Linked DNA regions of Homo sapiens: region 1 is linked to region 2. The links are chromatin contacts, found by Hi-C or POLR2A ChIA-PET in ENCODE. All regions are on one chromosome and are shown on one strand. The core of a region is the stretch at or near the end of the contact, and the rest is flanking DNA. Distances in the headings are between cores, read along the strand shown.

Evidence for each region. A loop is a pair of places that touch in the nucleus more often than their neighbours do. ChIA-PET counts read pairs that join two places held with the same protein, here RNA polymerase II (POLR2A). Pooled maps may share reads with other maps.
Region 1: a loop to region 2 is called in a pooled map, with 3 times the contacts of the local background. The contact joins the promoter of MGAT5 here to the promoter of PLEKHB2 in region 2. A Hi-C loop is called at or near these places in 4 of 50 pooled maps. POLR2A ChIA-PET finds 5 or more read pairs at or near these places in 2 of 52 experiments (GM12878 and PC-9).

What each region holds. Positions count from the first base shown.
Region 1 is chr2:134,252,420-134,257,569 of GRCh38, reverse strand. It overlaps MGAT5 (alpha-1,6-mannosylglycoprotein 6-beta-N-acetylglucosaminyltransferase), which reads right to left and starts at 3,498. Exons shown (of 16, transcript NM_002410.5): 1 at 2,926-3,498. The coding sequence starts at 3,166.
Region 2 is chr2:131,102,018-131,106,769 of GRCh38, reverse strand. PLEKHB2 (pleckstrin homology domain containing B2) reads right to left here and starts at 1,434. Exons shown (of 8, transcript NM_001100623.2): 1 at 1,372-1,434. RefSeq lists an enhancer at 1,581-1,710.

The sequences.
Region 1 (5,150 bases), core at 2,249-4,748, 3.1 Mb before region 2:
GAAACCAGGGGGAACACTAGGCTTTCAAGTTTGAAATAACTAAAACCAGGCCAGGCACAGCGGCTCACACCTGTAATCCCAGCACTTTGGGAGGCTGAGGCGGGCAGATCATCTGAGGTCAGGTGTTTGAGACCAGCCTGGCCAACATGGTGAAACCCCGTATCTACTAAAAACACAAAAATTAGGCAGGCGTGGTGGTGTGCGCCTGTAATCCCAGCTACTCTGGAGGCTGAGGCTTGAACCCAGGAGGTGGGTGTTGCAGTGAGCCAAGATCACACCACTGCACTCCAGCCTGGGCAACAACGCAAGACTCCATCTCAGAAACAAACAAACAAAAAAACTAAAACCAGTTATCTGCTTGATAACATCCTTAAAAAGATGATGTCAGATAGCGTTTGTGGCTTCCACTCTTAGTACAGTTCTCCAAGGTGGCAGGAAGGGGATAATTATCACATATCTAAAGACATTTTGATTGTCACAACTAGGGAGCTGTTACTGGCATCTAGTGGGTAGAGACCCCTGAGATGCTGCTGAAATCCTACCACAATCAAGACCTATTTAGACCAAAAGTCAACAGCACCAAATGAGACACTGTCTTAGTAGGATCTCACCATGTGATAACCCCCCAGTACCTCAAGCACATACATACAAGTCCAATAAAAATTCCAGAAACTCAGCTCCCAAAACCACTTTGATACGTTAAAGTTGATTCGATGAAAGAGAAAACTAGCAGTGTCAGTTAGAGTTGCTGATGTGACCTGTTTGATTGTTTCTTTGTTGTTTTTGAGAAAAAGACAAATTATTTTGCTAAGGTTCATCTACGAAAGTAAGTTGGAATAAATAATTTCTATAGTTTCTTTGAGATGCAAAGTCTTATGATTACAGGCATATAAGGTGGCTGAAATTCTAACAGCCTATTCTGGGATTTTTTTGTAACTTAAAAAATAATATTTCTGTGAGGCTGAAAAGCTAAGACCAAATTATTGTCCTTTAAAATGTGGGGAAGCCTTCCCTATGAGATTTTCATCAATACACAAGAAATACAAACAGCCAAAACAACTGCAGAAATTTAAAGCCTATAAATTTGCTATTTGTGGGGCTTCTTCTTGCCCATGGAAAAGGTTTGACAGACTGAGAGAAACAAGAGAAAATTACCACTGAGCTGTAACTCTTTCCCTTCAAAGCTGTAACATGAAATGCATACAACCAGAAACTTTAAAACTGCACCTGTGTTACCTGCTGTGTCATATACATTGGTAACACTAATGGTGACAATCAGCTTTATTTTCTGTTGGTTTATCTAAACTACTCTGGAAATGTTACACAAATGTGAGTCAATGAGCAATTTTAAAATGCAACTCTAGGAAAAACTACCTAGTTACTTTTCAGTGTAAGCTCCCACAGTGGAATCTCATTTTTTAAATCCATCAGTTCAAAAAAGGTACCATTTTTTTAGATATATTAAAAGCCAATGCCTACAGACACTTTTAACAGATTAAATGCAGAGTGTGATTATTTACATAGTAAGAACTAGAAAAGAATTTCTAAAATGTTCCTCAGAAGTAAGCATCTTCTAATATATACACATACACACACACACATACACATACGTGTGTATAAAATTTTACATACTTTTTTAAAAACAAGTTTTTTTCCCCTTTTGGAAAGAAAGAAGCACATGTATAACTGAGTATGATTTCCTGTGTCTGAACTCAACCTGCACTGAACTGAACTGTTGCTGCACATTTTTGGGAATCACGATTTGAAATCGGCATACTTCAGGGCACCTTCCTTGAGTGGGTCACAAAACACAACTCCACTTTCTCCACCTCACCTAACCCCATTCTTGCATCTCATCTATACTATCAGGGAGACCACTTCAGTGAGACCACTGAAACCTCAATTCAATGATCAGACTCTTGTCACTCAACAACAGGTCATCTTCTACAGACCAAGTCTGCTCTGCAAAACACAGCATGATCTAAATTCCATTTGCAATTTTTTTCCAAGTATTTGTGTGTGTATGTGTATGTATATATATATGTGTGTGTATATATATATGTGTATATATGTGTATATATATGTATATATGTATATATATGTATATATATATTTGTGTGTGTATGCAAAGTATCAGAAAAATACACACTGAAATGTTAATTGTGGTTATTGCCTGGAGTAGTAGACTTATGTGTAATTTTTTTCTTTTTTTGCTTGTCTACAGCTTCCAACTTTTTCTATATTAAACATAAAAGAAAAATAAGTTACATCCCATATGTGTATTTTTTTACTCTTTCTGATTTCAAAAAGAATTCTGAAAAAAATTCTTTAAAGAAAAAGCAACAAGTACACAAAGATTCCTTTCAAAGTGAGGGCAGTTAGAGACAAGGGCAAGAAGAAGAGCAACATAACCTCAAGAAGCCAAAGGTTAAAACTCACCAGCATGCAAGTGCCAGTGTCATATTTATTGGCTGGAGGGAGGAACACAATTGGCTCTAAGTTTACTGGCTTCCATAGAACATTCCTCCCCATCCTCTTCACCTCACCCCCACCAGCCTTAATTAAGTTTTGTTTAGGGAAAGATGAGAATATTTTTCAGCATTCCCTGAACTCACTCCCACATGAGATCACATGGTTCCTGAAATGTGTTCAGGGAGAAGGAGCTAGCTGCAAACACAACCAATAGAGCCCTAACTATACTAACCCACTGACTCCAGGGGAAAGTGTGTCTGCATACACCAGCTCAGAACCCCCAAAATGGCATTGCTTTAATTTCCTAAAGATGCCTCTCTGTGTGCAATTCACTGCTTATGAAGGCAGTGGCAAAGGACATTCAGTCCATGACAAGACCATATCTGGGAGCTTCTAGGGCCATTTCAAGGCCAAGGCACACTTTAATGGAGAGGTCCCAGAAACAGTGCTTACCATAAGCTGTCATGACTCCAGCGTATGGCCCATCCACCACATTCCTGTTTTCTTCTGCCAGTGCCTTGATGTACCTTTTGCTGAGGTCCAGGATCTGCTCGCGCAGCATGGAGCTGCTTTCAGGCTGAGTTCGCTGCTGGATGGTAAAGTGCAGAAGCATCATACCCCAAATGAAGCCAAAAGTCACCAGGAAAAAGCCCAGCTTCTGAGAGGACAACTTCCACGGAGTGAAGAGAGCCATTGCTCTCTGGCAACTTCACCTGTCCTTGGCTCTTAACGCGTAGAAGATAGACACAAATTCATGGTGTAGGTTGAGTGTGAGAGTCTGCTGGTCTCACTCTGGCTCCTGTGTCAGCTGGTTGCCTTTCCTCACTTCCATTCTGCTGTGAAGGAGGAGAAGAATTAGCCAAGTGGTCATGGCACAATACAGCAAAATAAACCAGAAGCCATGTTTTCACTTGAATACCTCTAAGTAAAATGTCAACTCTTAAATTTGCTGGTTCAATATCTTATGATTCAGGAACTGTAAGCTGAGGGGAAATCTGGCTAGGCAACAAGAAGCTAAGCAATTATGAAGGGGGAAGTGTGCGTCTGCGTGTGTTAACAGGTGTAGTGGGGCTGTTCCAGCCTGGACCAAATTCAAAACAGGAAGTTTGTTTTGCAAGGTGGGGAGGAGACAGAAGGATATTTGGCGGAATGTCAGCAAAAACGGGGAGGGTGGAGTCATATCACCATCAGGCCCTTTTGTGTGCCTGTAACTTAAGCTTACAAAGTCATTATTATGTGCTTCTGGCAAGGACTAGAACATGCAACTGGTGAGGTGAGCAAGAAAGTGGATGCCCCCTTGGGGGTAACTAGACAAAGAAGAGGTAGATTGCTACATCTTATTTGAGCATGGCCAGCTTTCACCATCAGTGTTTAGTGATGAGATGGCTCTCTCAGGGCCACCAGGCAACCTCTCTAGGTGCACCAGCACAGAGAAGATATGCCAGAGGTACAAGCAGGGGTATTGCTTTCCCAGCTACATGAGGAAAAGGTACACCTCACTGCTCACTTGCATGCTGTAGCACAAGAAATGTGGAACACCTGGCAGGCAGATTTTCTGTGGTTCTCACTTTCACTCCCACCATGAGGCAAAATGAGACATTAAAAGGCAGAGTAGTTTCAATATTAATGCAGCCAGATCCTATCTAATGCCAGCACAGACCAGGCCACTCTTCTCAATCAGGGCTTCCCAACAAGTAGGACCTGAGCATAGGTTGCAAATGGTTACCAGCATGCCCACCCCTTCAGCCAGAGTCCTGGGCCCAATACCAGTCAGCTTACGAATAGCGCCATTTTCTAAGTGCCACTCAAGGGAGAGGCTGAGCAATGATCCGATCCCTTATAAGAGACTAACCCAGGCTGTACTTCAGAGTGTACATACATGCTTCAGTCAAAGGATTCTTCTTTGCAAGCGGCCCAAAAGAAAATGGTAGCAGGATCTTGAAGCAATTAGCTTTCAGAGCCCTGGATCACTGTTGGTCTGCCTCTTACTGTTTTCCCATTGCCTATCAACAGAGTAAAAATAAATTATAAATTCTAGCTATATCCCAGATATTGTGACATACCATCTTTTGTGGCTTTGCTCACTGAATCCTCAGAAGTTCTATATGGTAAGAAGTATGAATATTATCGTCTCTGTTTTATTAGAAACATGAGAAAATAAAGGTAAAAGGTGATTAACTTGGCAAAGGTCAGCCAGCTATGTGGCAGAGGACTGATCATCTAGGCATGGCCCAGGGGTTATTAAACCATGCCCCACCTTCCCTACATCATCCTCACTCCCCCAACAGCCTGTTTGTATATGGCAGAGAATGATATATATATGCTTAATGGGTCATGAAAAGCAATAAAAAATATGTAACAGATACTCTTTGTAGCCCAGAAGGCCTAAAATATTTACTATCTACCTCTTAACAGAGAAGGTTTGCCAACCTCTCAATTCTAGACCAGTGGTTCTCCAAATGTGGTCCCAAACTCAGTAACAGCAGCATCACCAGTGAGAAATGTGAATTCTCAGGCCCCACCCACACCCACTGAATCAGCAACTGAGGAGATGTGGTCCACAGCCTATCCTTTAACAAGCCTCGAGGTGATTCTGATGCACACTCATGTTTCAGAGCCCTTGACCAGGCAGCCTGATTCCAGACCCATACATTCCATCACTATTCAACACCCACCAC
Region 2 (4,752 bases), core at 185-2,684:
GGAGATCAGTACGAATAGGGAAGAGTCGAGTAAAGAGATCACCACCACAGAGAGTAAACACCAGGCACAAAGGAAGCCCAGACAAGCTCCAGTCCTATCAATATCCAGCCAACCAGCCCAGGGTTAGGAACTTTCTGAACCTAGGGAACACTCCTGAGCACCACAATTGAACCGTCACAGCAGTATTCCCACACCCCCACAGGTCCTTAGGCAGACACACCCACTGCATGGGCACAGACGCACAGCTGTGTCTGTGCATACATGTTTTGGTCATTAGTTTAGTCAACAAATACTGAGGGCCACACTAAACAGGCAGTTACCAGTGCCAGCTCGGGTCCTAATTCCTCATGTGACTTCGGACAAGTCACTTCCTGAATTGGTACTGGTTCATACCAAAGGCCACAGAAGACCTTGGAATATTCCTCCCCTCAGCTGTCAGCCCTCCTCCCTCGGTGGTGGTTCCACCCTTTCCTAAGCACTAAAAATTTAAAGGCTGAGACCATGAGTCAGTATTATTTTGAATTAACCATGTTCCTTTAATTTTTTACAGTGACCACTCCACCTCATTCCTTTCCTCCACCCACCCTGAACCGGTCTACATTTGAGATTTAAGCGGGGTGGCGGGGCGGGGATCCCTATGCAAATCCCTGACCTCCGGAGTTTTCAATCTAGTTGAGTAACAGAATCAAACATGAAGAGAGATATGTAAGATAAGGTACACCAAGCACTTATGACTAAAGACATTGCAAGGCCAAGAGCAGGTGAAATGCAGCGGGGGCGGACCGCACCGCGAGGGTAAAGCCTCAACGCCCCCCGGGACTTAAGGAGGGGAGACCTCTGGGCAGGAGAACTGAGAAGGCAAGTTCCCTGGAGCAGAGGGAGCAGCAGGGGTAGAGATCGGACGCCGGGAGACCCCAGGCGGCGGGCCGCAGCAGGTCCCGGCAGTCAGACATGTGGGACACTCCCGAGCGGCCAGAAAGGATGCAAGGCGGAGGCTGCAGTCGGGAAAGGAGGAGGGTCCGCGGGGCCGGAGAGGAGGGGCTCGGGGAAAGGACCGGAGGCGGACGCCGGGGAAGCGATGGGAAGGGGTCTGAGAGGCCGGGGGGGCCCACTGGGAGGGCTCTCGAATGGGCTGCTCTAGGGGAGACTGAGAGGGCGGACCTGGGGAAGGTCAGGGTGGTCCAGGGAGGTGGGCGGACCCGTGGCCAGGAGCCTCAGGGAAAATTAGGGAGTGGGGACACCGCGGAGGTGGCGCGGTGCGGGGTCCCCTCAGAGGGGCGCGAGGCTGGGCAGCTCTAGAGGAGAATCTGGAGAGGCGCGGGCCAGAGGGGAAAGGAGCTAGGGTCGTCCGGACTAAACAGGGACACTCACCTGCGAACCAGCGTGGAGAACACCAAGACGCCACGGCGATTCCTCGCCTGCTCGCCTGCAACTGCCGCACGTCCGGCGTCCTGGCCGCCGTTCTGACGTCACGCCTCGGCGCGCATGCGCGGCGGGCCCCGGCCGGTGGGGCGGGGTGTCTGGGTGGTTTTCTGAGAAACGGGACGGAAGGCGGCAGGGGGCGTGGGTCTCCCAGGAGGTCGGCGCTTCCACTAAAAGGAAGTGTTACAAAGTGAGATCCTGTCTTAAAAATATAAAAATTTAAAAAAAAATTGTTAGCACCCTAATCTTGGTTTCTAAATACCGCTCTCTAAAAATAGGGCCAAGGCGCCTTAGAGAAATGGGCGACTCTAGGACCCGGGCGCAGAAAGCTCCAGCTGAGCCGGGAGCGTTTTGTAGGCCAGAAGCTTGAGGTGCTCAAAAAACTGAAGGACCGGGCGTCCAAGGGCGCAGGGATCTACCCAGAGAGCTTCCGGGGGCCGCGCCTGGGACAATTTGAGCAGCAATATAAAGTACATTGCATTAAGTTATAACCTAAAGTATAAAACAGCCCAGAGCCCGTGCTGCTATAAATACGTGATTAAATAAATGAGGGAGAAGGGATAATCTTCCTTGCAGAGGAATTCTAATAATACCTCATCCAGAGGGGTGTGGTAATCCGTCCACACCCACCCTGAGTGTGGCCTATGCCTGGGGACGACCTTTCCAAGAGTACAGTGTGGAAAGAGGGCTGTAGAGCCACTCCACGTGAAAATCAAAGTGATTAGTCACTGCACTTGCCCTTGACATGTGATTAAAAAAAAAACCGTGACCTCAGTCTAACTGAAAGATAAACATCAGACAAATCTCGTTTGTGGGATATTCCTCAAAACACCTCACCAGTACTCCTCAAACTATCAAGGTAATCAAAAGCAAGAAAAAAACTGAGACACTGTCATATGCAACATGGTGATGTAGCTAGGCTATAAACTTAAAATAAAATTTAAGTTTAGGTAATAGTAGTTTTTAGTTATAAGAAATGTATAATGGTTATGTAAGATGTTAACATTAGGAGAAATTGTGTGAAGGGTATACTAGCTTTATAACTTTTTTGTAGTCTAAAATTATTCCAGATGAAAAGTTGGGGGTTTTCTGAAGACAATAGAGGGAAAATAAATGTTAGCCAGGTGAGATGGTTCATGCCAGTAATCCCAGAGCTTTGCGAGCCAGAGGCAGGAGGATTGCTTGAGCCCAGAAGTTTGACCTGCAATCAAGCCACTGCGTTCCAGCCTAGCAGGGGTTGGGGGGTGGTGTAGGGGTACTGCCTGGAAAGAGGCTTGAGAGAGCCTCCTGGCAACCCCACTCCTAGGGTGCTGAAAATGTTCTATACATTGATCTGAGTGGTGGGTACGTGTGTGTAAGTAAAACTTTATCAAGCTGAACACTATACTTAACATTTGTACATTTTTGGCCGGGCACAGTGGCTCACGCCTGTAATCCCAGCACTTTGGGAGGCCGAGGCAGGCAGATCACGAGGTCAGGAGTTTGAGACCAGCCTGACCAACGTGGTGAAACACCGTCCATACTAAAAATACAAAAAAAAATTAGTCAGGCCTGGTGGTGCGCTTGTAATCCCAGATACTCAGAGACTAAAAATACAAAAATTAGCCAGGCGTGGTGGCGGGCGCCGGTAGTCCCAGCTACTTGGGAGGCTGAGGCAGGAAAATGGTGTGAACCCGGGAGGCAGACGTTGCACTGAGCCGAGATCACGCCACTGCACTCCAGCCTAGGCGACAGAGAGACTCCATCTAAAAAAAAAAAAAAAAAAAAAAAAGATTTGTACATTTTTCTGTGTATAAATTATATCTAAATTTAAAAGGGAAAAACTCTTAAAAAAAATATTGGAAGAGCCCTATTATTATTGGTCTTCAAAACCCCAAACTCTGCCAATCAGGGCCCCTGTCTTAACCCAGCTCCTCTCTGGGGAAAATTTAAAAAATGCAGGGTAGGGAGTCCTATGATGCCTGCAATCCCATCTTTTGCAAGATATTATAGCTTAGTCAACACAAGAGTTCAGAGATTTGTGTGACATGGGGTTCTTCCTGGTTCCGCTGCTTCTGGATGAGCTCGGGTAAATTGCCTGACATCAACAAGCTTCTTGACCAGCCCTCATTAAGGCTATACTAGCCCTGACCACCTTCAGGGTCAGTCTTAGGGACCTTTCAGGGTCTGAGTTTGGAGTATCCAAAAATACACTAACACATTCTCTCTGAGTGATGGGACTGTGGATGACATTTCTTTTTTCTACTTTTCTGCATTTTCCAAGTTTTCTTTCATGAATATGTATCACTTCAACAACAGGAAAAAGTAATATTTAAGGCTGGGTGTGATGGCTCACGTCTATAATCCCAGCACTTTGGGAGGCCAAGACAGGAGAATTACTTGAGCCCAGGAGTTCAAGACCAGCTTGGGCAACACAGTGGGACACTTTCTCTACAAAAAAATAAAAATAAAAAAATTAGACTGGCATGGTGGCATGCATCTGTAGTCCCAGCTACTTGAGAGGCTGAGAGGGAAGCTTCACTAGAATCCGGGAGGTCAAGGGTGCAGTGAGCCATGATTGTGTCACTGCACTCCAGGTTGAGCAAAAGAATGAGACCCTGCCTCAAAATAATAATAATTTTTTTTTTGAGATGGAGTCTCACTGTCACCCAGGCTGGTGGACAGTGGCACCATCTAGGCTCACTGCAACCTCCGCCTCCTGGGTTCAAGCAATTATTCTGCCTCAGCCTCCTGAGTAGCTGGGAATACAGGTGTGCGCCCCCACACCCAGCTATTTATTTTGTATTTTTAGTAGAGACAGGGTTTCATCATGTTGGCCAGGCTGGTCTCAAACTCCCGACCTCGTGATCCACCTGCCTCGGCCTCCCAAAATGCTGGGATTACAGGCGTAAGCCACTGCACCCAGACAAAAAAAAAGTAATATTTTAATAAAGTTCAGTTTAAGTAGGCGTTCCAGTACCTGGAGGAGGGAGTGTCCCATAACAAGTTTTCTGATTCAGTAAAACTGGCTTTCTGGGCTGGGCGTGGTGGCTCACGCCTGTAATCCTAGCACTTTGGGAGGTCGAGGCATGCAGATCGCTCGAGGTCCAGAGTTCGAGACCAGCCTGGCCAACGTGGTGAAACCCCATCTCTACTAAAAATACAAAATAATTAGCCAGGCGTGGTGGCGGGCACCTGTAATCCCAGCTACTTGGGAGGCTGAGGCAGGAGAATAGCTTGAACCCAGGAGGCGGAGGTTGCAGTGAGCTGAGATTGTGCCACTGCACTCCAGCCTGGGCGACTGAGTGAAACTCCAACTCAGAAAAAAAAAAAAAAAAAAGAAAGAAAAGA